2 separate regions of the Homo sapiens genome follow, and region 2 is linked to region 1. A link is a loop called in an ENCODE intact Hi-C map of the cell type or tissue named here. Cell type or tissue: GM12878. All regions are shown on one strand. Links, peaks and the distances in the headings refer to the core of each region. The heading gives the core; the rest is flanking DNA.

Region 1 (15,537 bases), core at 11,538-15,537:
GTTCCTCTCTCTACCCTGCTATGGAAGCAGTTGGGGAAGCTGCTAGGAGGGTGAGCTCTGGAGGCTGAGTGTTGGGAGTCACATGCTGCTTCCTCTGCTCATTGGCATGTGTCCTTATGCGTTACCTACCCACTGGGCCTCCTTTTTCATCTGTAAAATGGGTATGATAATTGTCACCACCTCACAGAATTGATATGAAGATTAGATTAGTTAATAAATGAGACAGTCTCAGAACTGTGTCTCACTCAATATCACCTGTTTTATTTCATGCCACCAATTATTTCATAAAATTACTGTTTCCTCATATATAGCTTTCTCTCCACTGGAATGTGGCTGTACAGGGCAGGCACTATGGTCACTGTGCTGGTGACCATCCTATCCTCACTGCTGGGTCACCACAACCTCGAAGAGTGTCTGTCACACAGCAGGGACTTGAATCAGTTTGGATCAGGTTTTTTTGCTTTTTCTTTTATTTTTGAGTTTGGATCAGGTTTGACTATGTGTAACAGATCAACTCAAAACAACAGTGGCTTTAAAAGGGAGCAGTTTATCTGCCTCTCAGGAATAAGAGGTGTCTGGAGGCGTACACCCCAGGAAAAGTTTTGTGAAACTGTCATTGTCAGAGGTCCAGACTCCTTCCATCTTGCTCCTGCAGCAGGTTTAGTGTGTCTACTTCATGGTCCATGATGGCTGCTTAAGCTGCAGCCATCACATCTGAATTCTGTGTCAGGAACAAAAAGGCACAAAGAGGCATAAAAAGGCATACCAGTTTTTTTTGGCGAAAATTTCTAGCAGTTCTATACAATAATTCAGTTTACATCTCATTGGCCTAACCTTAATGCATGGTTACATCAGCTAGGAAGCTTATCCCACTGGGAAGGGCAGTGTTATTCCCACCGGGAAGGGCAGCATTATTCCCAGTTAAAGTCAGGATTCTAAGGGACAGGAGGAAATATTGAGAAGAAATGAGCAGTCTCTGGCCAGTGCTCAGTAACTCTCAGACAGATAGATAAATGGTCCAGCCCGCCTCTGCCCTTTCCACCCACGCCCTGGGGGTTCCCACTGCCCTGCAGGCCAGCTGACCTGTGATTTGCGCCAGCTTTGTCTCTAGAAGGCTGTGACTACTGCCTGAGAGGGAGTCAAAAGGTAGGAAGGAGGCTGGCTCAGGAGAGGGGAATGGTGCAAGGCAGAAGCAGCCACTCTTCCATCCTTGGCATACCCATCCTTGACAATGACACTGTCATCAGTCATCCCTTCCATGCCCAGGGCCTGCTGTGGCAGGGACTTTGGGGGCTTGCTCCAAAGGAGTGAGGATAGCTAAGGACAAGACCAATCTTCTTTACTTCCTAAGATTTCATCACCCCAGGACTTCATCTGCTTGGTTACCAGATGGTTATCACCATCTACCCCCACAGGACACAAGCTGTCACCTTGTGGCCACCGTCAGTGCGAGTCAGCAGTCCTCTGGGCAGGTGTGAAGGTTCCAGCTGATGAATGGGAAACTTCAGGCCGGAGAGGGAGGGCAGAAGCCCTACTCAGGCTCTTGGGTCCCAAGAGCCCTGCATCCTCTTTGGCTCAAGGTGCAAAATCTTCTGAGAAGGTTGGGCCATAGTGGGTTCCGGAAACAGGTGCCAAGTCACAAGCTTCTGCTTCTGAAAGGGGAGAGCAGGGAGCTGGATTTGGGCAAATCTAGGCCAGGTTCACACATGCTGAGTGGACAGACTCTGGCTCCTACCTGGATCCTGCTCCTCTGCAGCTTTCTGTGCTCGTGGTCATTGTCCGTCTCGCTCTATCCTGGCCTCTTCTGCTGACCACCAGAGCCCCACAGACCACGACCTCTGGCCTGGGCTGAGTCTTCTGGCTGCTAGGAGTGGAGGATTCACAAAGTTCACAGTCTCATTAGTCCTCAGGAATAAAAGGTCCTACTTGGCTACTAGATGATTCCTTACCGCCATCACCAACACCAAAGCCAAGATCAAGGGAAGACCGTCACGGGTCTCTTGAGGACCTGAGCATGGAGGCGGGCACCAATGCAGAACACTGAGCTCTTCGTTGACTTTGGCAAAGTTCTTGTCCCATGCTATGCACTTTGCACCTAGCATCCTATTTCGTTTTCCCCTCAACCCCGTGCTGTTGAGACCATTGTTATTATCCCCATTTCACAGATGAGGAAACTGAGGTGTAGAGAGGTAGACTTGCCCAAGGACCTCACCTACAGGGAAGCCCCAGTGACCCTGTGGGGAGGTAAAAAAGGACATCTAGAAAACGTGTGATCTCCTCTTGGTGGCAGGGGCCTTGCTAGCAAAGCAAGAACATTGCAGACATGAATGCTGGATCTAGATATTTTGGTTATCACCTGGCATGACAGAGTGTTAGAGGTGGACTGACCCGGGAGAGGACCAAATCCAAAATTCTCCTTATGCAGAGGAGGAAACGCAGGCCAGAGTGGGGAAGCACCTTGCCCTGGCTTCATGTCAGCAGGTCCAACGTGCAGCCTGCTCTCATTTAGTTCGGACATTTCTTTTCCCTGATGAGTTGCTATTTTGTAAAAAGGCTTTTCTTTGGTTTAAAAAAAAAAAAAGTATTTCTGTCCTGTGGGCATGGTTGGATTTTCCCTCAACTTTTCACTAGCACCAAGTGCAAAAAAGGCTGAGGTTGTTACACAGTGACAAGCACCCCCTATCAGTATATTTTGGGAGGACAAACAACTTCAAGGGACTCAGCATCATCTTATCATGACACCTCCCACTCCCAAGAGTGATCTACGTAAGTATCATGCTAAACACTTCACAGTTACTCCATCGCATCCCCCAGTCCCTGACGGAGGAACTCCTCCTTACTTTTCGCGTCTTGTAGCTGAGGACACTGAGGTTTATCCAGGGAACCTATCCAAGATTACACACTTGATAAACAGCAGAACCAGCTCTAAAGGAGGGTTGGCAAACCACAGCCCACAAGTGAGATCCAACCAGCTGCCTATTTTTGCATGGCCCATGAGCTGAGAATAGTTCTTACACTTTTAGAGGATTGGTGGGGCGGGGGGGAAAGGACCAAAGAAGAATATTTCACGACTCGTGAAAATTATATGAATTTCAAATGTCAGTGTCCATAAATAAAGTTTTATTGGGACACTGCCATGCCCATTCATTTACAGATTGCTGCTGCTTTCGAGTAGTTGCAACAGAAATGGTACGGCCAGCAAAGCCTAAAATATTTACTGCCTGGCCCTTTACAGAAAAAGTTTGCTGACCACCCCCGCTCTAAAGCAAAGGCTCCTACCCCATGTTTTAATGTTCCAAGAAAGCTCCAAGGCTGGCATCAGAACTGTGAGCGTCAGGGTTTCCAGACCTTACCCTCAGAATGACGCCAGACAAGACAAGCCATGGAAATCACCAAACTTCTCTGGGGCTTAACTGCAAAATAAGGATAATCATCATGCCCTGCCTGGCTCCTAAAACTGTCAGAAGATGAAAACAAAATAATGTACATGAAAGCATTTTGTAATCCAGAAAGCACTCTACAGAAATGGAAATGATTCAGAGAAAGAGGGCTGGTATAAAGGAAAGAAGCCAACTGGAGGAGGTGGGGGCGGGTTTGCCTTGCTTTTGCAGGATTCATTAATAAAACAGACCAAGCCTGTTGGGAATGGCCTTTGTCATAAACCCTGTGCCCCTTGCTCCCCCATGGAGCATATTCTTTGACCCTGAAGCATGGATTCATCTCTTAAAACATTTACATTTGGGGCCAGTGTCACTGTCCCAGAGAAATGGCTTGCAGGGCATTCCCAGGTTTGGGCTTCTTCCCAAGGTGTGGGCTTCCTCCATGAGGCAATTTTAAGGTACTAGGAAGACTTCCCTGTCCCCAAATTCACTCTGCTCTTTTCTGCTCACTGATTTGCAAAATTTCACGGAGATTCATTTCTGTGATTATTCCAAATCTGTTAAAACAAATATTTCTGGACTAGGCTATCATTAAACCCTGTTGGTTATTTCTAGAGTGTGAACAAATCAGTTGATCATTTGTTCAAGAAATATTTGCTAAGGTCCCGCAAAATGTAGGAGACCAATGGGCATTCGAGGGACAGACAGGAGACGCTAGGAGGGTGAAACCGAATCAGATGTTGTCACCACTGTGTCCAACCAGCTCCATTTTTCAAGGTGTTTAAGAAAGAGAAGGGAGAAAGAAAAGAAGGTGTAGCAAGAGTTCCAGCAGGCATGGTTAGGGCTGGAATCCTTCTACGATGGAGAAGGGTGAGAGGCAGCAGAGCCCGAGAGCTAAGTTTTGTGGAGACACATTTTGATTTTGTGAAGGGGTATTTGGAGCTGCTGCCTGGTAACTCCGGGGTGGAGTCCACTGCTGCCATGAACCCCCTCCCACTTACAGGGGAACCTGCTGTTTTTGACTGTCAGCACAAAAGCCAATCTGAACCCGACAGCAGCCCAGCTTTCCTATCGCTCCCCACCCACAGGCGCAGCCCCCCTGCTGGCACCATGGATGCCTGACACTCAGCTGATCTTTTAAAAGTGAGAAACAAACAAAACTCTGTGCAGAATTGGATGTTTATTTCCACCATCTGCATGGCAATACAAGTTCAAGTTATAATGGCATCCGCTCTCCATCAGTATTAGGCAACCATTTAAACATCTACAGCCATTTACTGATTATAAACACACACTAAAAAAAAAGGCGGCAAGTGGCATGTGGCCCCACACCTGCTGCCTCTGTGTGCGTCAGTCAATTTCATGCCTAGGAAGCTCTGGGCTCCATGGGGATGGATCTATAAAGCAGTTTGGTTGGTTGTGGGTTTTACTTTTTTTTCCCTGGGAACAGCATAAACCAAGTTGGCCCAAAATACACTTATTGCAAATAGATGGGAATAAATGGAAAATAGACAATGATCATTTGCTTTTAATTAGAAGATAAAAATTGATGAGTGTTTTTACTGGCCTTCAAGAAAAGTTAGCAGGGATTACTGTTCAAATGCTCCTGCTTGCCACCACCCCCACCTCTCCCATCCCAGGAAGGTCTGAGTCACCAGGCAAGGACGGAACAGCACATCAACTGGATGTGGTGAGAGGCACTGGAAACTGAAGAAATCGATGCAATTTATAGGGGGAAAAAAAGAAAAGTTGATCCAAAAACTGGGAAAACGTTTTCTGGATCAACTTTTTGTCTTGCAAAAGGTTTCCCTACCTCCTTCAGACCTGCCCCTGGCCGTCATGGGCCTGTGGCTGGCTGCAGCCTGAGACCTGCCTCAGTACCGTCCTGAAGGGGCTGTGTGGTTTTGGGTTGCCATTCTCAGAATCTGCTTTATTACCTGGGAGAGCTAAAATGGGGAATTTCATAAGACTAATGGATTCCTAGGGACTCTGGATCTTACATTTCCAGGTTAATGTCTCCAACGTAAGGTTTGTTTTGGTTTGTCTGAGAGTTTTCTAACTAAAAGTATCTTCTGCCACTGTGGTGTAAAGGCCCCACTGATTGCCCATGACCAAGTTTTTTGGAAGGAGGAGTGGGAATAGACCTCTCTCAGCTTCTGATCTGGTCAGAAGCTCCAAGTTCTCCCAGAAAGCTCCTTCATCTCTCTCATGTGATCCATGAAGCGCATCAGAGACTCTTCCACCAGGAGCACCACAGTCAGCTCCTCTGCTCCACCCCGGGGGTGCCTCTCTGCCCCCCTTTCCTTTGAACACTGGTTTTGAGATGGCGCTCTGCCTTCTCGGCTCATTGAGCCTGGCTAGCGGGAACCCAGCATAGCTTGCTTTGTCTTCAATCCATTTTAGAATAAAAGTTAGCTCTATATAGCTACAACAATTACCACCCCACCACCAGCATATTACAGAACTAATCCTATTTGGGGTTCTAACTTAAAGCCTCACATTGGGAAAGTTGGCATTGAAAGTGAATTATTACACACCAATGTGGACTCAAGTCCATTTCTCACGATAACCAGCAAAACTTGAAGCTTGTCAAATTATAATTTCTCCAGCATCCTGAAAGACCTTTGGGAGCCTGTGTGGAGGCATAAACATCTCCTGTAAATCCAGTTTTATTAACCCAGGGGAAAGTTGTTTTAAAAAAAAAAACAAAATGAAAACACTGTCTCAAGTACTTTCAATCTCCCCTCTCTGCACTTCTGTAATTGTCACTGGTTCCTAATGCTTCCTGATTCCCTCCTCTTACCCTTTTTCCACTAAAATCTACCCTTAGGATCTTATTTGCATCCTGACTAACGGGTAAAAGGAAGGTCATTACAGAAATGAAACCGACAGCATATTTTACAACATCAAGACATTATTGTTAAATTTTTCAGGTGTGATAATGGTATTGTGACTTAAAAAACAAAAATGACTCCTTTCCTTTGGTGACCCATATTGAAATGTGAGCTACACCCAGAAATGATGATGAGATTTGCTTAAAGTGATAGAGGGGAGGACTGGCTGGTGCTGTAGGTGAAACAAAACTGGACTTGGTATGTGCCAAAGCTGATTAATGGATACTAGGCGTCATCATATTTTTTGGTATATGCTTGAAAGTTTCTATAATAAAAAGTGTGTTTTTTTTTTTAACAAAAAGCCCACTCTTAGGGAAACATCTGATAAATACATCCAAAGTAAGATGTCACCAACGAATAAGGATAAATAGCAGTTATCTATTTCCTGAGGCATCTGCGTTTAACAGGACTTAAAAAGCCTTAAGACAAAGAAATGAATCCAACAGTGCAAGTCAGGCAGGAGAAAAGAGAAGGGGAGCGAGTGGCCACCTCCAAAAAGGCCACTGAAGCCAAGCGCTCTGAAGAGAGTTCCAGGCTCAGTTTTCTTTCTTTATCAGAACGAATAGGATTTAATAAAGATAGGCCAACAAATACAACTACATTTTACAAAGACTGTTTCTGGTGCTATTTTATTGAGGATCTTTTCCAGTTTATTTTTAACCACCATTTAATAATTTTAAATAAGATTCATTTAATAATAGCTACTGTCAGACCACTTGCTATATACGAGACTTTTTGCTAAGTACTTTATATATGATAGATTCTTCCATTTGATCTTTATTTCAATCCTGTGAGATATTATCCCCATTTTACTGATGAGTCAAAAGTAACTTGTGCAAGATCACTCAGCCACTAAGTGCAGAGCCAGGGTTGAAGTCTGGCCTCTCACTTTGTGATCACTGTGGTGCCCAGGAGAAACCTCTTCCTGAAGGTTGGTCACTGAACAACTGATTCACCTTCTCACGGCATATGGACCACTTATCAAAGGTGTACTAAATCATTGAGTCATGAACCATTCCTCAAAACAGTAGTTAGTATTTAAAATCATAAAATAGCTAAAAAAAGATGCCAGATGAAAACAATGGCATAATCTGCGATAGCCAACACAGAAAAGATTCATGAGGCTAATGAACCTTACTGACGATTGGTGTCACTGTAGTAGTACCAAGTGGATGCAACTGGGTTTAGTAGACATGTTTAGAGCAAGGGAGAAAAGAATGAGTAGAAATGTGTGCAGAAGGGTGTAGGTCATTCTGTTGGCCACGGGTATCAAAGGTTGGATTCTCTGGGAGGTACATACTGAGGCAAAGTTAGGACAGCAAAAGTTTTATTGGGGAGTAACACCTAAAAAAGAAAAGAGGGGAAGCAGGCCAGGGCAGGGGGAGCCCTCGGACTGTGATGCAGACCCAACCAAGTGTCTGCTAGCCCAGCAGGGAGCTCCAGAGCCGCACTGGGTGGAAATGGCTAGGCCCTTATATCTGCGCCTTGCTCAGAAACTGGCTAAAGGCCATGACTTTGGCTCAAAGACAGGCTTGAGCTAACCTTGAAGGAGCTAACAGTAGGGAGGCTGTCAGCTAAGCACACTCCTTGCAGCTGGGTAGTCTTTCCGTGCAAGATCTGAACAGAACCTCTTTGTGTCTACCACCCAAGTAAAATTTTTAGAGCTCTATTCTAGGAGAGATGGAAAACCACTGAGTAGTTTCAATCAGATACAATGGGATTTCAAACATAGTTATATAAATACTTAATAATACCTATTGAATCATTCATGCAATAAATATTTGAGTGTCTGTCATGTTCCAGGTGCTGTTTAGGTGCTTGGGATACACGAGTGAACAAAACGAAGATTCTGCTTCAGTGGAGTTTATGCTATAGCCAGAGAGGGAGAGACAAACAGTACAACATAATAAATATGTAGATGACAAACTATGTTGGACCTCTGCTCCTCAGTGTGGTCATGGGCCAGCAGTGTGGGCACGCCCTAGGGATTTGCTAGAGATGCTGCCCCACCCCAGACCTAGTGAATTTGAATCTGCATTTTAACAACTCCAGATGATTCTTACAAACCCTAAAACTGAGGCCCCACCCTCAATTTTAAGACAATTTTTACACAATGTTAACCGGGGGTAGGGGGAGGGGGAGATAGCTACCGTATTAAAAAGGGTAGTCAAGGTAGAGCTCATTGAAAAGGGAGAACTTTGGTAAAAAGTATGAAGGAAGTGAGTTAGCCAAGCATCTGGGTTAAGAGATGTTTCCAGGCAGAGGGACTAGCTTGAGGCAAGGCTCTAAGGCAAAGCATGCCTGGAGTGTTTGAGGAACAGCAAGATGGCCAGTTTGGCTGGAATGGAGCAGGCAAGGATGAAGAGTTGGGTCAGAAAGATAAAGGGGGAGTGGTTATGATGGCCAGTGCTGTGGGGCCTTTTGGGACACAGCAAGGCCTTGGGCTTATTCTCTGAGTGACATGGGAGCTACTGCAGGAGTTTGAACAGACAAGCGACAGGACCTGTTTCCAGAGGATCACTCTGGCTGTGTGTGCGTCACATACCTAGGAAGCTCTGGGCTCCATGGGGATGGATCTATAAAGCAGTTTGGTTGGTTGTGGGTTTTACTTTTTTTTTCCCTGGGAACAGCATAAACCAAGTTGGCCCCATGTGTAAACGGACATGGGTAGAACCAGGGGAATCAAGGGTACTGTCATAATCCAGACAAGAAACACTGGGAGTTCAGAACTGGCTGGTTACAGAGCAGGTGGGAAATGGCTTGATTCTGGATAAATTAGTACATAGATATAGCATGATCTCTTGATGGATTTGGCGTAGGATGTGAGAGAGAAAAGTAGAGGATAACTCCAAGGTTTCTGGCCTAATCAACTGAAGAGAAGTTCAGATCACAGGTTTTCAGGGGAGATCAAGGAATCAATCACCTTTGTCATGTGGAGGTTGAGATGTCTATCAGACATGCAAAAGATGTTGACTAGGCAGTTGCATACAAGTGCAGGGTTGAGGAAAGAAGTCTGCTAAAGATATCCATTTGGGAGCTATGATCAGCTATTCTACTACAAAATCATGTAAGAATAGGGCTAAATATACTGAACAACTGGCATGCCTGTAGATCTGCCTATTATACCATAAATTTTGGTCAGATAATATAATCAATGTGGAAGTGATTGTGATGTGAACTTATTCTGTATATGTTTCCTGGGTTGTGACCTGAAATTTCAGGTAATTAGTCAATGCACTTTAAATATGGGTTTAAAAAAATTCTCAAAAATGCAAAACAAAAGAAAATCCATAAAAGCCAAAATAGAAAAACCCTGAAAATAAAAAATAAAGGTCATCTAAAATCAACTGCATACTTTTAATTTCCACTGGCAAATGGACAAAATTCATTGATAACTCCCCCTCAAAAAAAGTTCCACTGAATAAACTACATAATACTGAATACATTTAAATTTAAATCTAGCACAACTTAGGACAGTATAGCTTTTTGCGGAGCATAATAGCAGTTATTAAAAGTAAGTACTCTATGCATAGATACCGAGTTAATCACGTTACCATACATTGTCTCATTTAATCTTCAATCCTATAAGGTTGTATCTATTTTATATTTGATGAGACTGAGATTCAAAGAGGCTGAATATGTGGCCTCACATGGTTAATAAGCACCAGTGCAGAGATCAAATTCCAAATCAAAGACCACTACCTGCAAACTTCAAATAGCACAATTTAGATGTGAAATCTAAAGGAGAAAGTGATATTAACCTATTTTCAAATAAAAGATAGTATTTCTTTTAGAAAAGATTAAATGCTTCTAAGTACTTTCTACAGTCAATAGATCCTTTGCAAAATGATTGCTGGAATATCGTCTCTTTCCTTTTTTTTTTGTTTTAATTTAGCCCCCAGCCATGACTCATGCTTCTCATTAAGGTATGACTTTTCTTGCTGATTTCTAGACAAGCTGATACTGATGACTGAATCAAAAATGGGCAAGTAATTTAGTTCAGTTATTTGTACTTTCAGATTTTATCTATCGTAATGATTAGGTAAAATAACGTACTGTCAGTGACTTATCAAAAATTTATTTCATATAATAAATTATATAATTTATTTTCATCTTTAAACAGTCTACACCGAAAACATTTTTGGAAACATCTTTTCCTTTTGGTAAAACAGGTTAGCAGGCTGACATCAGCTTCATATTCTCATGGCTAAAATCCCCCACGGTTATACAGTTAAGCATAGCCTTTCTTTGTATTTCTCAAGTTGACACCACTTGATAAAAAACAAAACAATATAAACATTTCTAGATTTTGCCTAAGGCCTTAGCTTTAACTGCAGAGTAGTGAGTAGGAAATTACAAACATATATTCATTAGCCTTAAACTTACCATCTTACATGCGCACATACCAAAAGGGCAAAAGGAAAGTAAAAAGTAAGGCACAAAAGGATGCAGTGAGTGTTAGGTCTGTTTACTAAGATTGGCCATAAGAGACATTAACCAACATAATATGACAGACAAGGAAAAAACTGACTAATAGAACCTTTTCTTAAAAAGCTGTTAATAGCATATTCAATTATTATCAAATTATTCAGGTTGTGAGACTTCTAAAATGACCAAATTTCTGTGTATGCAAAACTGGACTTTTTTCAGTTACAAAATAAGGTTGGCCTCAAAAATGCAAAACATAACAAAATCATTTAAGGGTCTGGCAGAGGTTAGTACATCTCAGAAAGTGGGAAAAGGAAACCCAACTCTTATATGCACCAAATGTGTATGTATTCCAAAAACTTTCTCCGAGTATGAGTCAGACTCACCAGAGCTTTATTATTGTTGTTTTCAGCTGTTGGTTATTTTCCTCTGTGAAATATAACTCTCAGGATGAACTACTAATTCAATATTAAAGTAACATCAGCAGTAAACACAAATTATCTGTTTAAATTTTACTAAAATCTATGGAAGCCATAGATGTAGTCTAAGCACATTCTGTAGCCCAGTCCTCAATAACAGTTCTTATTATGAGGTGGTTAAAGACACAGAACCACAGTGAAGTGCTGATCATAATATTAGAAAAATTTAATTTATATTTAAATTTACCATTCTGTATATCAAGTGCCTATTGGCTGAACAGAACTGTATTCAATAATTCATATTCTATAACTTCATTCAACTAATACAAAAAGCTAAATAGAAAGATTTACAGTTGAACACCAGGTTCCTAAGGCTGGCGTCACATATCATTCCCTGATAGAGCGAGAATTCATCAGCAGAGGACCTAAGAACCAAACTGCGAGTTTGATTTAAAATTCCCTTCCCTGCCATGTATAAGTAACACATTGTGTAGTGACCAAAAGAATATTCTATGTTCCACCATTTTCTTTTCTAAGCACACTGCCACAGCCCAATGACTTTAAAAACCTAACTCCAATATTTTACCTGATAGTTTTAATAAGGGTAGTTGGGTCAAAAAGATAGAAGAGGTTATCTTCGGCAATGATTGGTAATGTATCATCCACTGCCTTCGTCACAGTACAAAGATAACAAAGGCCAATTATGAGGCTTACCAATCAGTACTAGCGAATTATAATAAATACATCCTTTTTAATACTTATGTGTAGAAATGGGAGTGAGTGAAAATGACACTAGGGTGGGGACAAAGGAAAGCCTGAATAGACAGAACTCTTCAAAAACTCTTGTGAATTCTATGCCCTCAAATTTTAAGCCAGGAGGAATAGAGCTAGAATTCCAAAACCACTGAAAAAGAAAGGGTTAATAATAAAAACCACAGCTGATTTTCTGCATCAGGAATGAAATATTGTAACATATCTATCATTCACATGTGAGTTCATGTAATTTATGTTCAATTAGAATTATTATCTATTCAGCAGCTGAAGCCCAAGAACTGCTGATACACTGCAGATGAGAAAACATTTGCTACTCTCCCAGCTCTGGCCTTTCTTAAGCTAAATGATGATCACAACAATATAGATCACTTGTTCTATAAAACAATTTTGGCTTACATGTATAGCAAGCTGCACTGCCAGCATTTACATTTGCAACAACATTTCAATCCCTTTTTTGACTCTAGAGGTTGCAACTCTTCAGCTTTATTGGTTCAGCAATTTAGTCCCAAATTCTCATGAAAAATTTACACTTTTTAATCCAGCATTTATTCCCTTGAAATGAGTTACTACACCTATGTAAATTTTTTTAATGTTTGAACCCCAAAGATAAAATAAATACATTTTTAAATAACCTTCATGATATTCATAGTTAAATACTTCATCTCAAAATAGTCATTGACTTCCAAGGTGGTCAAGCCAGTGGCCATAGGCGTCTACCTTACACATGTCTGACCTCATGTTTACAAACAGTCTGGGACAATGTACAACGTCACCAAAATACCAGAAAATCCCTTTCTCATACATAGGTTACAATTCCAAATCAATAAGAAAAATGCAGCCCAGAAGGCAACACAGCATTCTCTACCATAGTGTTTTTAAAAGTATGTTCAATGGGCTGTTAACAAATATTTCACTTTAAAAAAATGAGTTTCTCTTTGGATAAGGATATATTAAAACTGGGTTATTTAGTGAAGGAATTCTTAGAGCCTTCAATATGCCAACAGGCAGGTTTGCAAAGGCAGCTCCCAAAATTATTTGTCTGTAAACATTTTCTCCCCATGAGCATCTTTTAGGAACATGATCCACAGAGCTGGGTTTGAGAAACATAGCTTTGGCATGGTGGCATGTTCAGAAGCTTCAGTAAATCTTCAGGCTATGACATCTCTATTTCTTAAAATAGTCTTAAGTAAGTCTATTTCTTAAATTAACAACAAAAATTATTGTTAAAGCCAGTAAGTCTGGAATTTCAGACTCAGAAAAATGAGCACATGGGCAAGTAGAGGGGAATACACCTGTTTATCATACTATGTGATTTTCATCTTCCTGGCAAAAATATGTTCAAAAATACCCATGTTAGCTAATTTTGATGATGTCTGTGCACAACATCTGAACAAACTAACCAATATATGCAGGCTGCTTAAAGCAAAAACAGTAAGTGGAATAATGTTTTCCCTTATCCAAAAGGAAAAATGCACCAGTGAGCACCATATAAAACAATTTATAATGACATGTTTGGAATCCGTGACCCTGGTTATCACTTAAGATTCTCTATATAGTATAGTTTGATGACATTTATACAGCTATCTTCTTTGAAGTACTACTGAAAGTTGCTATGGTAAACTTCTCTTTACTCAAGGAGTTTATCTACTTTAGAGGAGTATTTCTCAACCTCAGCACTAATGACATTTTGGGCTGGATAATTCTTTGTTGTGGGAGTTGTCCCATGCATTGTAGGATGTTGAGTAGCACCCTGGCCTCTATCCTCTAGATGTTAACAGCATCCCACCAGTTGTGACAACCAAAAATGTCTGCAGATGCTGTTCAGATAAGCGAATCATCCCCAGTTGAGACCCACTGCTTTTGAGTCAAAACGAAAGTTTATACCTTGACTCTGCTTCCTTGGGGAATGCCCATTTTACAGGCACACTGTGACTTACACATCTCAACAAACAACTAGTAACTAGTGGCCTAAGAGATCTTTCTCAATTCTGTGTGATCAGAAACGGTAAAGAATGGTTAGGAGGAAGCACTCTACATTTCAAAGAGAATTGAAGTAATTTTACTGTCATTACACTAGTAAAAATTATCTGAGTCATGATGCTTAATTGACAGATATTCTAACAATTAGAAAAATGCTAATTGTATATTATAACCTGTTAAGGATCACAAGGATTGATGCAGTCTAAGAATGGGAAACTTAACAATCATCAATGGCTAGTTCAGACCAAAGTCTGCTCCTTGACTGAATATTCCCATGAAATTCTCAATTCAAAAATCTCAAGTCTTATCTTTAAACTGCTTGCTTGTACTACAGCCTTATCATTTCTTTCAAATGATCAAGAAGAAACCCTTCGCATGTCATGAAGAAGCATCCTGGTATGTGTCAAGAAGTACATTATCTAGTTTTAAAGCCATTTCTTCAATATCCACATCTTCAGTTTTGTCATAATTGTCATCACTCTCTTTACTTCGTTCTTTTCTTACTGCCTTTAAACACCTGTCAAGTCTCTTTATGAACAGGTCCACATCCTGCATCTTCATTCCGATGGCTGATGCAGCATTGAGGTAAGCACAAGGGTAATTATTTGTATGTGACATAAAGCCTCTGAAAGTATAGCCACTCACAGTTTGCATGGACCCAAGAGGCACAACCCTGAAAGAAGAAAGATTTACCAATTTAATATGTCTGGTAATGGTAACACAATGTCACCCATAAACAAAAGATATGTGTTACAAAGCCTTACATCCACTTATTACGAAGTTTAAAACAGCCACAAATCATGGCCTACAAAAATAGACTGTATCGACTTTAAAATGAAATTCTATAATACACTGCTTTTTTACATAAAAAAGTCCTGCCTCGTGATTATCGTTTACTTAACTTCTATTAAAGACCTATAAGCTCTAGGAATCTCTTTTGATTTTATTTTTGCCAGTATCTTTTTCTCTTTACCTGAAGCTCTAGGAATCTTAAACACCTCTACATCTTCTTTAAAGAGGTAAAAAGAAAATGATTTGGTTTTGTGCCAAATCTGGAATATGACTTCATATATACACACTTTACTGAAATATTGAAATTTGCAAGTCAAACCACTGTAATTGTCATGTGTTACCTCAAATAATCAACAAACTAAAAGTCTAACTATCTGATCAGTGCTATACAATGGATAGTTTTAAAGCACAGATACAGAAGAAGTTATGTAACTGTTTATAGTGGGGTGGTAGTCAGCAAACAGTAATATTTAGCAAAGGCACCTGCATTTTTAAAGCTTGATTTCACTGGCATATTAGATATAAGCAGATTTCTAATAGTTTAATCGCTTAGCTTTTTGTTTTTTTCAAAGAAGTCAATTAGGCTCAACCTAAACACACAGACAAATAGTGGCAATACTAAAAGCAATGTCAAGAAAACCATTTTAGAAGTGTCAAAACTATATTGTATATAGATGAGTTCATCAAGGTAAAAAGTAAATTAATCTAAGATTTTACTTTTAAAAAGTTGTCCTGTGATATAAAATCTCTATCCTCCGGTAGCTACAGAAAAATTATTTAATAGAAGCATGTAAAGTATTTACAGCAAGATATTTCTTTTCAAGTCATTTTTCTCTGACCTCATCAAATCTAAAATGAAAAATCAGATTC
Region 2 (15,636 bases), core at 6,281-10,280, 500 kb before region 1:
TTTTCCCAGATTATGCTGGTGGGCAAATGTAATCACATGGACCTAGAAAAATGGAAGACGGCAGAATAGTCAGTCAGAGAGATGTGATGGATGAGGAGGTGGGAAAGATTCAAAGCAAGAGATGGACCCAACCCGGCATTGCTGGCTTTGAAGATCAAGGAAGGAGCCATGAACAAAGAAATGAGTACGGCCTTTAGAAACTGGGAATGACCTTTAGCTGATAGCAAACAAAGAAACAGTTCTAGAACCACAAGAAATCAAATTTTGTCCACAATCTGAATGAGCAAAAAAACAAGATTCTTCCCTGGAATTTCCAGAAAGCAACATAGCTCTGCAAACACATTGGTTTTAGCTTGGTGAGTCCCCTGTCAGTCTTCTGCCTCACAGAACTGTAAGTTATTAAATTCTTATTGTTGTAAGCTGCTAATGTGTAGTAATATGTTACAGCAACAATACAAAACTAATACAGAAATGGATTTGGAAAAATGGAGGCCACGGGTGATCTTTATATGAGCTGTTTCAGAGGAGTGATGGCACTGAAAACTCAAATGAAGTGGGTTGAGTAAATTAGAAACGAAAACAGTTGAGTCACTTAACAATGAGGATACTTTCTAAGAAATATATTGTTGGGTGATTTCCTTGTGTGACCATCATTGAATGTATTTACACAAACCTAGATATATAGCCTAGTGCACACCTAGGCTATAGGGTAGGGCTTATTGCTTCTAAGCTACAAACCTATACAGCATGTTGCTGTACTGAATAACGTAGGCAACTGTAACACAATGGTAAGGATTTGTGTATATAAACAAATCTAAACATAGAAAAGGTACACTCAAGTTATGATAGCATAATCTTACAAGACCTCCCTTGTATATGCCATCCATTGTTTAGCAAAATGTTATGAGGTGCACAACTGTACACATAGACAATTATTTCAAGGGAGGCAGAGACATGACACAGAGCATCAGTTTAAACCGTGGGTTCTGATACACAGTCTAGGCCCTAAAGACAGTGTTCACATTGGTGAAAAATAAGATTGGGCTCCCTTAGTAAGAAGGGATGTGTATTAATATGGAACATTCTTAGGCCACCTGTGGATTGCCAGACAGGTCTACTGCTAATATTTGAGGGATCTGGGGAAGGATATAAATGAATGCTCAAGGCCTGTGCATACTTCCCTGTATGGGCACGCCAGCACAATTGTAATGGTTGTGGTTCAGGATCCTACAGGCAGAGACTCCAAGTGGCCACATTTCCTTGGCCCTAAAGACACCTTGCCATGTGAGTGAGTAGAGCTTCACGCCTGAGGAGAGCTGTAGTGGAGCCCTACAGCCCAGATCTCATGGCAGGAGCCCTGGTCACCTGGGTCTAAGGGAGGTCCTGCTCCAGGCTCTGGTAATTTGTGTCCATTTCTTCCCCTCTGATGATAGTTGTGTATAGTGTGCAGTAGGAAACTCAGGGAAGCATCTTGTTACCAGTGCCATACAGGTGCTACGTTAACTGGGAGAAAAGTAAGAAGAATGGAAATCTACAAAGAAAACAGAAAGGAACAGAAAATGAGGAAGGCAAGCCCATTAGACTGTGAGAGACAGAAGAGGGACTGTATGATATCCACATTTGAATTCTCAGCAAAATGCCTTCTTAAGTGTATGGGACAGCTTCTCTTTCCATTCCCAGCTTTATGCACTTTGCAGACACACCTTCCTCTTGCGGGAAGTACCAGGAAGGAAGATATCACTATTTCTGCAAACTCAGTGAGAGCCTGACATTCATCGGTCCATGTTTCTCAGTTGGATAGGATTAATGAGTCTCTCTGTGGCCTGGTCTTCTGGCTCTTGTTCTGTTGGATCTGCACAGCCACAAATGGAGTCCATTGTCTTTTTCCTACTTCTCAGGGTAAGCTTGGCAAAGTAGAGCATCTATCTTATTCCCACCTCCTGTTCCCACAAGAGGGAAGAAATATTAGCCCCACTATCAGTCTCAGGTCCAAGCTATAGTTCTTTTTTTTTTTTTTTTAAGACAGGGTCTCACTCTGTCACCCAGGCTGGAGTGCAGTGGCATGATTTCAGCTCACTGCAACCTCCGCTTCCCCAGTTCAAGCAATTCTCCTGCCTGCCTCCTGAGTAACTGGGATTACAGGCGTGTGTCACCATGCCTGGCTAATTTTTTGTGTTTTTAGCAAAGATGGCATTTTGCCATGTTGGCCAGGGTGGTCTCGAATTCCTGACCTCAAGTGATCTGCCCGTCTCTGCCTCCCAAAGTGCTAGGATTACAGGTGTGAGCCACTGCAACCAGCCCAAGCTATAGTTCTTGATGAGTTCTCTAAAAGCCAATTTCTAAAAAACCAATACACCAAAGTCTGATGCACTGAATGGCCCAGTCTCCAAGCCCTTAGAAGTCTGATTTGAGTCTTTTCTACAACTTCTATGTCTCTCCTTAACTGTTCATGCTTTCTTCCTACCTTCCTGGACATATTTGTGATTACTGTAATACTTTAGTATCATTGCCTACTAATTTAATAATCTGTGTCATTTCCAGGTCCATTTACAGGTTGATTATTTAAATCCTCATTATGAGTTATATTATTCTGCATCTTTCATGCCTGGCAATTTTATTTTCCAGTTTTGTGGAGGTATGATATATAAATAAAAATTGTATGTATTTAAAGTGCACAACATAATGTTTTGATATATGTATATATGGTACAAGGATTACCACAAGCTAATTAATATATAAATCACTTCAGATAGTTCTGTGTGTGGTAGAAGACTTGAGATCTACTCTCTTAGCAAATTTCAAATATATGATATATTATTATTAACTACAGTCACCATACTGTACATTAGGTCTCCAGAATTTATTCATCTTATAACTTATGGTTGTACCCCTTGACCAACATCTCCCATATTTCCCCCACCCACAGCTCCTGGCAACCACCATTCTATAGTCTGCTTCTATGAGTTTGACTTTTTTAGATTCCATATATAAGTAAGATGATGCAGTATTTGTTTTTCTGTGCCTGGCTTATCTCAGTTAACATAATGTCCCTCAGTATCATCCATTTTGTTGCAAGTGACAGGAGTTCTTTCTTTTTTAAGGTTGAATAATGTTCCATTGCATATATGTGCACCACATTTTTTTAATCCATTCAACTGTTGATGGACACTTAGGTTGATTCTGTGTCTTGGCTATTATAAATAGTGCTGCAGCTAACATTGGAGTATTTTATTTCCTTGGCTGTATACCCAGAAAAGAGATTGCTAGATCATATGGTAGTTCTATTTTTAATTGTTTGAGAAAACACCACATTCTTTTCCATAATGGCTCTACTAACTTACCTTTCCACCATCAGCCGACAAATGTTCCCTTTTGTCCGTATCCTCACCAACACTTGTTATCTTTTGTCTTTTTGGGAATAGCCATACTAACAGGTGTGAGGTAATATCTTATGTTTTTGCATTTGAGTTTTCCGATTATTAGTGATGTTGAATACCTTTTCATATACCTGTTGGCCATTGATATGTCTTCTTTGGAAAAATATCTCTTAAGATCGTTTATTCATTTTAAAACTGAATTATTTGGGTTTGTTTTTGGTTTTTGCTAATGAGTTGTATGAGTTCCTTATATTTTTTGGGTAGTAACCCCTCATCATATACATCAGCAGTCCCCAACCTTTTTGGCACCAGGGATCAGTTTTGTGGAAGACCATTTTTTCATGGACTGGGCCATGAAAACTTTTTCTCAAATTTTTTCAGGATGAAACTGTTCCACCTCAGATTATTAGGCATTAGATTTTCATAAGGAGCATGCAACTTAGATCCCTTGCATGTTCACAGTTCACAATAGGGTTTGCACTCCTATGAGAATCTAATGCCACTACTGATCTGACAGGAGGTGGAGCTCAGGCAGTAAAGCTAATCCACCTGCCGCTCACCTCCTGCTGTGTGGCCTGGTTCTTAACAGGCCACAGACCTGTACTGCGGGGTTGGAGATCCCTGGTATATATGGTTTGCAAATATTTTCTCTCATTTTGGAGGTTGTCTTTTCATTTTTTGATTATTTCATTTGCAGAAACTTATACAGAAACTTTTTAGTTTGATGTAGTTTCACTTACTTACTTCTGTTTTTGCTTTTGTTTCCTTTGCTTTTGGTATCCTGATATTCAACAAAAATTGCCAAGATAAATGTCATGGAACTTTTTCCTGTGTTTTCTTCCAGGAGTTTTATGGCTTCAGGTGTTAGGTTTAAGTCTTTAATATATTTTTACTTCATTTTTGTGTTAGATAAAGGGCCAATTTCATTCTTCTGCATGTGGATATCCAGTTTCTCAACACCGTTTATTGAAGGGACTATCCTTTGTCCATTGCATATTCTCAGCACCTTTGTCAAACAGTTGACTATATATGTGTGGGTTTATTTTTGGGCTCTCTGTTCTATTGATGTATGATTTTATGCCAGAATCATATTGTTTTGATTAAGATAGCTTTGAAATCAAGAAGTGTGATGCATCCAGCTCTGTTCTTGCTCAAGATTGCTTGAGCTACTCAGGATCTTTTCCCATTCCATATTAATTTTAGGATCATTTTTTCTTTTTCTGTGAAAAGTACCTTTGGAATTTTGATAGGAATTGCACTGAATCTGTAGATTGCTGATATGATTTGACTGTGTGTCCCCACCCAAATCTCATCTCAAATTGTATTCCACATGTGTTAGGGAGGGACCTGGTGGTTGGTGATTCGATCATGGGGGCAGTTTCCCCCACGCTGTTCTTGTGATAGTGAGTTCTCACAAGATCTGATGGTTTAAAAGTGTGGCACTTCTCCCCTTGCTCAGTCTCTCTCCTGCTACCATGTAAGACATGCCTTGCTTCCCCTTTCCCTTCCACCATGATTTTAAATTTCCTGAGGCCTCCGCAGTCATGCAGAACTGTGAGTCAATTAAACCTCTTTTCTTTATAAATTATCCAATCTTAGGTAGTTCTTTATAGCAGTGAGAAAATGACTAATATAATTGCTTTGGGGACTATGGGTATTTTAATAATATTAATTCTTCCAATTCATTGATATGGGATATATTTTCATTTATTTGTCTTCAATTTCTTTCACTAGTGTTTTAATGTTTTCATAAATGGTTCAGTAGTATAAACAGTTCACTTCCTTGGTTAAATTTGTACTTAATTATTTTGTCCTTTTTGTTACTATTATAAATGGGATTGTTTTCTTAATATCTCTTTTTCTAATAGGACATTTTAAGGACTTTATCTCTTTTTTGATCCTTTATTGTCAGTATATGAATATGCTACTGATTTTTGTATGTTGATTTTGTATCCTGCAACTTTACTGAGTTATTTATCAGTTTTTGACTAAAAGTCTGTTTTGTCTGATACAAGTATAGTATCAACGCTGTTCTCTTTTGGTTCCCATTTGCATGGAATATTTTTTTACCGTCCTTCACAGTTTCAGTGTATGTATGTCCTTAAAGCTATGATGAGCCTCTTGTAAGCAGCATATAGTTGAGTGTTGTATTTTTATCCATTCAGCCATTCTATGTTTTTTGATTGAGAAATATAATTTATTTACATTTCAAGTACTTATTGATAGGTAAAGACTTGCTATCACCATTTCGTTAATTATTTTCTGGCTGTTTTGTAATTTCTTTGTATCTTTCTTCCTCTCTTGCTATCTTCCTTTGTGATTTGATAATTTTCTGTAGTGGTGTTTTGATTCCTTTCTGTTTATCTTTTTGTGTATCTGCTATAGATTTCTGCTTTGTGGTTACCACGAAATTGACATAACATATCTTATAGTTATAACAGTATGTTTTAAGCTGATAGAAACAACTGCAATAACATATAAAAACTCTACAATTTGGATTCCCCCTCCACTTTTTTTTAATGTCACAACTTACATGTTTTTATATTGTTTACCTATTAAAAAGTTATTAAAGCTTTTTAATAGGTAAAACTGGCAAAGAAGAATGCTTTGCCCAGCAAAGATATCCCTCAGGAATGAAAGGGAGATAAAAACTTTCTTAGACAATAAAAACCGAGGGAGTTTATCATCACTAGACCTGTCTTACAAGAAATGCTAAATGGAGTTCTTCAAGTTGAGTTGAAAGGATGCTGATTAGTAACTCAAAAACATCTTATAGTATAAAACTCACCAGTAAAGGTAAGTATATAGTCAAATTGGAATATTCTAATATTATTATGGCAGTGTGTAAATCACTTGTAATTCTAGTATGAAAGTTAAAAGACCACAATATTAAAAATGAGTGTAGCTTTTACCTGGATGATCATATCTCTCTCTAGATTTGGGAAGTGTTCTGCTATTATTTCTTAAAATAATCTTTCTTTTCCTTTCTTTCTTCTTCTAAAACTCTCATAATGCATATGTTAGTTTTCTTGATTGTGTCCTATAAATTCTTTCTTCATTCCTTTTCATTCTTTTTCAATTCTTTTCCTCTAACTGGAAAATTTCAAATAATCTGTCTTTGAGTTCACAGATTATTTCTTTTGCTTAGGACTGCCATTGACATAATTTACTGTATTTGTCACTTTATCCGTTACATTCTTCTGCTCCAGAATTTCTGTTTGGTACTCTTTTGATTTCCATCTCTTTGTTGAACTTCCTGTTTTGTTCATGTATTGTTTTCCAATTTTGTTGAGTTGTGTATGTTTTCTTTGTAGCTAGCTGAATTTCCTTCAAACAGTTGCTTTGAATTCTTTATCAGGTAATTCATAGATCTCTATTGCTTTGAGTTAGCTATTGGAAAATTATTATATTCCTTTAGTAGTATTGTAGCAGGATGAGCTGCAAACAAAACTCCTCAGACACCGGGTTGAAGAAGGAAGCTGCTTCATTCGGCCAGGAACTTGGGCAGACTTGCGTCTCAAAAGCCGAGCTCCCCAAGTGAGCAATTCCTGTCCCTTTTAAGGGCTTACAACTCTAAGGGAGTCCGTGTGAGAGGGTTGTGATTGATTGAGCAAGCAGGGGGTATGTGACTGGGGGCTACATGCACCGGTAATCAGAAAGGAACAGAACAGGACAGGGATTTTCACAGTGCTTTTCCACACAATGTCTGGAATCTATAGATAACATAACTGGTTAGATCAGGGGTCGATCTTTAACTACTAGGCCCAGGGCATGGTGCCAGGCTGTCTGCCTGTGGATTTCATTTCTGCCTTTTAGTTTTTACTTCTTCTTTCTTTGGCATAGGCTTTATGCCCACATATCTGGTATAATCCAGTGGGGGCTGTCCAGTCCAGATGGGACTCCCGGTGGGTCCACACAGTTTGCAACTTTGGAAATTTACTAAACGGATTTCTTTTAGTGTGGTTTGAAGTTTACCAGGTTACTGTTTTTGTAGTACTATTATACAGTTTTTGCCCAAGGCAGCTGAGTCTTCAGGAAGACTTCTTTCTTTGGAGGCAGAAATTGGGCATAAGACAATATGAGGGGTTGTCTCTTCCCTTAGTATCATGTTTCCTTGATTTTTCAATTACATGGGGAGCTTGCATTGTTGTTTTGTTTTGTTTTGTTTTTGTTTTTCATTTGAAGAAGCAATCACCCTCTCCAGTCTCTGCTGACTAACTTTGGGAGAGAAATACCTGCACTATTCGGCCTGACTAGGGATTCTGAGGTTTTCTCAGTCCTTTCCTATTAATGTGTCTGATTCACACCTCTTGTTACCACTTGCGGAGGGGGAGATTCCTAAGACTGTATGCCTTCTCTTGATCTTTTTTTTTTTTTAAAGGCTGTTCCCTGAAATGGTCAAGTTTATGTGCCTTGTCCCAATCGCACAGAGTTAGGATGGCTTTCTGCACATGCTCATGAGCCATCTGCAGAGGCTTGTACTTGCATTTGTGGTGACATGCATAGGGGCCATGGGGTGGAGAAGGGTGGGACATGCAAAGCATTTAGGGTGCCTGTGAGCAAGCTGAGAGATTCTGTGAACAAAGTTTCCAGTAACTCATAGGAGGGCTTCCTGATGGAATCTGCAAAACAAAGCAGTTAGTAAGATCCATGGCCCTTTATTGAGTTCTGAGCCTGGGTTAATGTGACTCCCCAGCTCTCTTCCTTGCTCCCAACTTTCTGAACTTTTTCGTTGTGCCAGTCACCTCAGTATTCTGTGTGAGTTAAGAAAGAGGTGGACCTCTCAAGTAGCACTCTTCATGACTGGATAAGCCAGGTACTTGCTTGCTATGCATTCACTTTCCCCTATGGGAGAAATTGCAGGCTGAAGGAGTCTGTCTTGGCACTGAACTGTGCTGTCTTAGGGGAAAGGTGACACAGTTATAGTGAAATTGTTCTTCTTACCCTCTTCAATGCATCTATTCTCAGACTTTTTGCTCCACAGTGTACTAGAACTTCTCTGCTGAACTCTCAGACTCCCACAAAGGTACTGTCATGTGGAGGTAGTTGTCAAAATCAATGCTTCTGTGTCAAGATGATGGCAGAAAACACCTATCCTGGCATGTTGAATGAATTCAATCCTTTCAAAGCTTGCCTTTAGGCTTTGTTAGTTGGATCCAGAGCAATCTTTAGCCTAGAGCTAGTTCTGGCTATTGTTCTACCCGATCCATTCTGGTGATCTTCCCCACACTTCATCTAATTTTCTCATACATATTGCTATGGACTGAATGCTTGTGTCCCCCTCAAAATTCATATAGTGAAAACCTAAACCTTAATGTAATGGTATTCATTGATTAGGCCTTTGGGAGGTAATTAGGGTCAGATTAGGTTGTGAGAGTGGGGCCCTCATCATGAAATTAATGCCTTTATAAAAAGAGAGGAATTGTTACTTCTGTCTCTCTACATGCAAGTAACAAGGAAGGCCATGTGAGGACATAAACAGGAAGAGGGCCCTCATCAAGATCCTGACCATGCCAGCACCCTGATCTCAAACTTCCAGCCTCTAGAATTGTGGGAAATAAATGTTTGTTGTTTAAGCCTCCCAGTGTATATTACAGCAGCCCAAGCTGACTAAGGCACACATAAACTGATTGATACTAAGCTAAACTCTCAAGGGGAGCCCTTTGCAGATCTTCAGGGTCCTCCCAGTGTGGCTCATTACTCTTTGGCCCTGCCCCACAAATCCTAGCTCCTTTGACCTCTTCAGACTCTGTACTCTGGGTGCTCCTTCCATAAGCTATAGCTGAGAAATTCTGTCCTGGCAGTAAGCTGGCAACATTAGAGTTCCCCTTATTTCTTTTCCTTCTCTACGTTGCCCGTTGTCCAATGCCTGAAAATTGTTATTTCATATATTTTGTCTAGTAATATGGTTGTTTAGGGAGGAGGCTGAATCTGGGGTCTAGTGCTTCCTCATAGCCAGGAGCAGATGTCTTATAACATGTTAGTAAAGTTTTCCTACATTATGGACTCTCAGGATATGCTTCAATATCTGGTAGGGAAAGTCTTCCCTCATTTTTCTTATTATTTCAAAATTTTCTTGGCCATCTGAGTCCATTTCTCTTTCCCGTCATTGTCTAGCCAGCTTACTAAATTTCCTTAAAAAGTCCTGTTAGGATTTGGATTGAAATTGAATTAAATTATATACTAACATGAAACATGACTGATAGGCTTACATTTTCATATACCTTGTCCTTGGATGGGAAAAGTTAGTATAAAAAATAGGCCAGGCACAGTGGCTCACCCCTGTAATCCCAGCACTTTGGGAGGCCGAGGCGGGCGGATCACGAGGTCAGATCAAGACGATCCTGGCTAACACTGTGAAACCCCGTTTCTACTAAAAATACAAAAGATTAGCCAGGCGTGGTGGCGGGCACCTGTAGTCCCAGCTACTCGGGAGGCTGAGGCAGGAGAATGGCATGAACCCGGGAGGCGGAGCTTGCAGTGAGCCGAGATGGCACCACTGCACTCCAGCCTGGGTGACAGAGTAAGAAGCCGTCTCAAAAAAAAAAAAAAAAAAAGCAATCCCTTAAAATGGAAAGTAAAATAAAGCAAATGAACCCAACACAACTGGAATTAGGTTGGTGGCACAGTCACACAGAGAGAACCTATTTAGAGCAGCTTGAAAGCACAGTAATTTGATAGCCCATCCCTAGTGGGATATTCCCTAAGGGCGAAAAGAATTGCAAAAAATATCTTAAGCTGCTCAGAAATCTCATGTTTCAGAAGTAGTGTGAAAACCATTATTTTGAGACTGTAGTGTATACAGAGAGGCTTAAAGTTAACAGGCCATTATGTAATTTTTCAGTGTGGGAGAAAAGATATCAATGGGTTAGACAAAAACCTTGTAGTTGAACTGCAACTATTAGTATGAAGTCATGACATATGTAATCTTACAAACAAATACCATTTTCTATTCTGTCTACTGAAAAAGCTCAGAAACAATAACTAAGCCCATAATACCAAATGCATAAATGGTGTTCCCAAATACCATATTCCCTGGAAGACAGCAGGGTCCCTTGCATTACAGCCTTGACAGATCTAGGGCAGGAAACACACAGCCTACCCTAAGTACCTGAGCTTTCTTTTCTCTGTTTTGACCCCAGAAGTCCCAGGGGTGTGTCCAAAAATTCCAAGATCCAATCTGAAGAAATTTTCTCCCATAGACCAGTGAAACAAAAAATAATAACTATCATAGACAAAAAGCAAATATGTATGTTGATATCCACTAGTTTATAATGAAACAAACCAATAAAACACAGTAGTCAGTGTTACAGGATTCTGGGAAACCAGCTCATCTGCAATCAGTTCCTTATCTCATTTCCCTGCATAACCTGCACCTCTAGGTACGAGATGATTGAAGAGGACACTGCACCATTGTGTAAGAAACTTCTAAAGCTGCGTCATTAACAATGAGAAGGAATGATGGAGTCAAAATATCACCACTGTGCAAGTCTTGACAAATCAGTGGATATAGGTGTGCTAAACAACAAAGAGAGATGATCAGACTTTCCATGTCACCTTCTATGACAAATATTTGCCTGAAAATTGAACCTGAGTCTGATCAAAGCTCTAGATCTAACCACCAACATCCAGGAACTACAGGAGACAAAAGAATACATTAAATGACACCACAGAGGTACAATTATCAAAATTCAGGTTAGGAAAATGCTGCCGGACAACCTGTTTTCTTCAGTAAATTGCAAGAAAACACATAACGAAGGAGGTGTCAACAGATTAAAAAAGATTTAAACACCTATCACTACCAACTGAAATTTATAGCCTATTTAGATCCTAAGTCTAAAAAATAAATTAAACTATCCTGAGACAATTGGGGAAATTTAAGCAGTGACTAGATATTTAATCATATCAAGAAATTATTGCTAATTTTTAAGATATAATAAATGTTAAGAAAGAAAGACTAAAATTTTTACAGATTGAAAAACTAATAATATTCCCCTAAATAAATATAGCAAAATTCCATGTATTATCCTAATAGTTCTCTTTTTGGGGGGTAGAATGCGTTGGATAAAATTATTTTAAAAGCCACATGGAAATGTAAGTGCCTGAATAACAAAGAAAATATGCAGAAGATAAATAATGAGAGACTTGCCTTCAACTGAAAGCCACTGTAATAAAAATCACTGGAATACAATCAACGTGGTATTGGCATAAGAGTAGACAAATCAGTGGAACAGAAGAGTGGATCCAAAAATAGATCTCAGTATATATCATAATTTAATATGTGACAAAGGTAGTATTTCAATTCTGTGGGAAAGAATGGCTTACTTAATAAGTATTGCTGGCATAACTGCCTATTCTTCTGGAGCAAAATGAACTTGTATCTCAATTTCACAACAAATCCAAAAATAAATTCCAAATGGATTAAAAACATAAATGTAAACAATAAGTTTAAAAAAAATATTTAGGTGACTACATGCAAATCTAGGGGACAGAGAACATCTTTTAAACTAAAACCAGAAACCTGGAAAGTATAAAAGGTAGACATATTTGATTACATAAAAATTTCAAACCTTTATATGGTGAAAGGTACCCAAACAAAGTCAAGAGTCAAAATGCATTTAGAAAAATATGTACAATGTAGATAACAGATATTGGGTTAATATTTCTTATATATAACAAATTCTTGCAAATTGATAAGAAAAAGATAAACCATTCCAATTTTTAAAAAGGTCAATAAGTATGAAAAAGGAAATAAACCGAATAGCAAATCCAAATGGCTGGTAAACATATGAAAAGGTACCCAACTCAGTGGCAGCCAGGGAATTGCAAATTAAAATAATAATGAGATATTACTCTACATGCAACAGATTGGCAGAAGTTAAAAAGAATGATATTATCTATTCCAATCTCATGCATTACTTGTGAAAATGTGAATTGTCACATTTTGAGAAAAACAAATGCCAAGCAGCATCCATTATAATAAAGAATCCTCATACCCTTTAACCCAATGATTGCACTCCTGGGATTGTAGTCAGTAAAAATAAAATAATCAATATGGAGAGCTATATGTAAAGTTGTTTATTGCAGAATTATAGTAACAAAAACCTAAAAACAAAGTCAATATACATCCATAAGGGAATGGCTGAATAAATGTGTGTGTATTTGCATCATAAAATACTATGCAGTTGGCCGGGTGTGGTGGCTCATGCCTGGAAACCCAGCTCTTTGGGAGGCTGAGGTAGGTGGATCATTTGAGCCCAGGAGTTCAAAACCAGCCTGGGCAACATAGCAAGACCTCGTCTCTACCAAAAATATAAAAATTAGCTAGGCATGGTGGTGCATGCCTATAGTTCCAGCTACTAGGGAGGCTGAGGTGGGAGGATCACTTGAGCCCAGGAGGTTGGGGCTGCAGAGAGCCATGAACACATCATTGCACTACAGCCTGGGTAACTGAGTGGGACCCTGTCTCAAAAAAAAAAATACTATGCAGTTACTAAGAAGAAGGAATTAGAACTACTGCATATGAATTAGAAGGATTGCTACAAGGTGTTGAGTGAGAAAGGCAAGATGCCAAGAATGGTGTATATTATGGTTTCCAGTAATAAACAGTATTCAGTCATGCATCACTTAAGGATGGGGATGCTTTCTCAAAATGCATTGTTAAGCAATTTTGTTGTTACGTGAATATCATAGAGTGTACTTACATCAACCTAGGTGGTAGAGGCTACTACTGCACACTTAGGCTATATGGTGTGGTCTGTGGCTCCTAGGCTACAAACTTGTATAACATGTTATTGTACTGAAAACTATAGATAATTGTAACACAACTGTGTACCTAAACATACAAAACGTACAGCAAAAATATGGCATTATAATTCTTTGTTTCTTTGGGGCCAGTGTTGTATATGTGGTTTGTCATTGACCGAAATGTGGTTATGCAGCACATGACTGTGTATGGATGAGTGTGTGTGTGTGTGTATGTATGTGTAAACATGTATATTTGTGTACAAACTTCTACTTATAATTACATGAGTTTGGGAAAAAAGTTTGGAATGCTCTACATTGGATTGTTAACAGGAATTTTGTCGAGTTGTGTGTGAGGGTGTGAGATTTGGGTAAAATCTGAAAGGAGAAGGGTAGAAGAAAAATTGGATCTAATTTTTTTAGCTACCATAATGATATTCTGTTAATATATTTACATATTAATATGTATATAATACATTATATGCATATATACCTAAAATATAATACACACGTATAATGTGTGTGTATATATATGATATAATATACATGAGAGGAGAAAAAGCTAGAGTTGAATCCATATCTGCATATTTGTAGAGATGCACATGATAAGGTGTTAAATTTAAAAAAGTAGTAATGTGTAAGTATGATTCTATTTTGTCAAAGCAAACACATACAAACAAACTTCTATAGTTGTGGTCTCCATAAATGCTTGTAATATTGAATTAGCTATGAAAAAAGGTGTGAAGGAATAAATGCCAGGGTGTTAATGTGTGTTAACTCAAAGGGGATTGAGGTGAGGATGAAATGATGATTAACTTTTTCTTTGCACATCATTGTACCATTTTACTTCTTCAATAAGCCTGTATTGCTTTGTAATTTGAGAAAAAAAAGGAAAAAAATATGCGTATTCCATCTTAGGATGTGATATCTTTCAATGTCTATTCAGGTCTTCCTTTTTTCCTTAAAAGTTTCTTTATCTTTCTTTTTGTTGTTGTTTCTTTCTTTTTTTTTTTTTTTGAGATGGAGTCTCACTCTGTCACCAGGCTGGAGTGCAATGGTTTGACCTCGGCTCACTGCAACCTCTGCTTCCTGGGTTCAGGTGATTCTCCTGCCTCAGCCTCCCCAGTAGCTGGGACTACAGGCATGCCCGGCTAATCTTTTGTATTTTTAGTAGAGACGCGGTTTCACTGTGTTGGCCAGGATGGTCTCTATCTCCCGACCTTGTGTTCCACCCACCTCAGCCTCACAAAGTGCTGGAATTACAGGCGTGAGCCACTGTGCCTGGACTGTTGTTGTTTATTAATCAATAACCAGTGTTTGAGGTTTATCACATCTTTTTTGGCATCTGTTGAGATGATACTCTGATTTTTCTCTTTTAATCAATTAATGTGATTTTTCTCCTTATCTATATTCTCCCATGTGATAATCTCACCTTGTCTCATGGCTTTGAACAAGATACATATGCCAACAATTCCCAAACATGTATCTCCAGCCCAGGCCTCTCTTCCCAACTCCAGACTCCGGGTAACTGTCTACTACCATCTCTGCTTGAATGTGTAATTGACATCTTGGACTCAACATGTCCAAAAAGGAACTCTTGACCACGTTCCTCCGTCCCAAATCCCACCAAACCTTACATGACCTTACATGACATGAGCGCAGCTCATGCAGGAAACTGCAGCTGCACTATCTTAGTTGAGGGCACTTCATCCAACTAGTTGCTCAGGCCAGAAAACATGGATCATCTGTGACTTTCCTCCTTCTCTCACACTCTATACTCAATGCATCAGGGAAATCCTGCTCCTTCTACCTTCAAAATACATTCAGAATGGACAGCTTTAATCATCTCGACTGCTTCCATCATGGTCACCATCTATCCTCTCTTGCCTAGATCACTGATCTCCCTGGCTCTATTCTCACTCCTCCTAAAGTTATTCTCAATAAGGCACCCAGAATCAAGCCTTTTCATAGATACCTTAGATCATATCCCTCCTTTGCTCAAAGCCCTGCACTTCCCCGCTTCTCCCTACACACCTCTCCTGACATTGCCCCATTTTATTTAGAGTGAAAACCAACGTCCTAGGCCAGGCGCCGTGGCTCATGCCTGTAATCCCAACACTTTGAGGGGTCGAGGCGGGCGGATCACCTGAGGTTGGGAGTTCGAGACCAGCCTGACCAACATGGAGAAACCTCGTCTCTAATAAAAATACAAAATTAGCTGGGCGTGGTGGTGGGCACCTGTAATCCCAGCTACTCGGGAGGCTGAGGCAGGAGAATCGCTTGAACCCTGGAGGCCAAGGTTGCAGTGGGCCGAGATTGAACCATTGCACTCCAGCCTGGACAACAAGAGCAAAACTCTGTTAAAAACAAACAAACAAACAAACAAACAAACAAAAAAACAGTGTCCTGTGACTTCTCCATCTCATCTCCTTCCACTCTTCTAACTTACTCTCCCACAACCATTCTGGCTTCCCTGAAGTCCCTTGAACATGCTGGGCATACTCCCTCCCACCCT

Evidence for each region. Hi-C counts contacts between places; a loop is a spot of excess contacts. Peaks named below come from ENCODE experiments on the same cell type or tissue, not always from the same donor. Only the 100,000 strongest peaks of a DNase experiment are listed, where the experiment ranks them.
Region 2: a loop joins it to region 1, with 5 times the contacts of the local background. A loop is called at or near these places in 1 of 110 quality-filtered maps.

The regions. Positions count from the first base shown.
Region 1 is chr4:25,109,678-25,125,214 of GRCh38, forward strand. SEPSECS (Sep (O-phosphoserine) tRNA:Sec (selenocysteine) tRNA synthase) reads right to left here. Exons shown (of 11, transcript NM_016955.4): 11 at 10,337-14,548. The coding sequence ends at 14,254. LOC105374534 (a long non-coding RNA gene) reads right to left here and starts at 3,134. Exons shown (of 4, transcript XR_925488.2): 1 at 1,736-3,134; 2 at 1,431-1,652. In GM12878, for the core only: no CTCF peak of the experiment used is centred there; a DNase peak (open chromatin) is centred at 13,804.
Region 2 is chr4:24,614,465-24,630,100 of GRCh38, forward strand. No RefSeq gene overlaps it. Among named protein-coding and RNA genes, the nearest start is that of LINC02473, 38 kb to the right of the region's middle. In GM12878, for the core only: no CTCF peak of the experiment used is centred there; no DNase peak of the experiment used is centred there.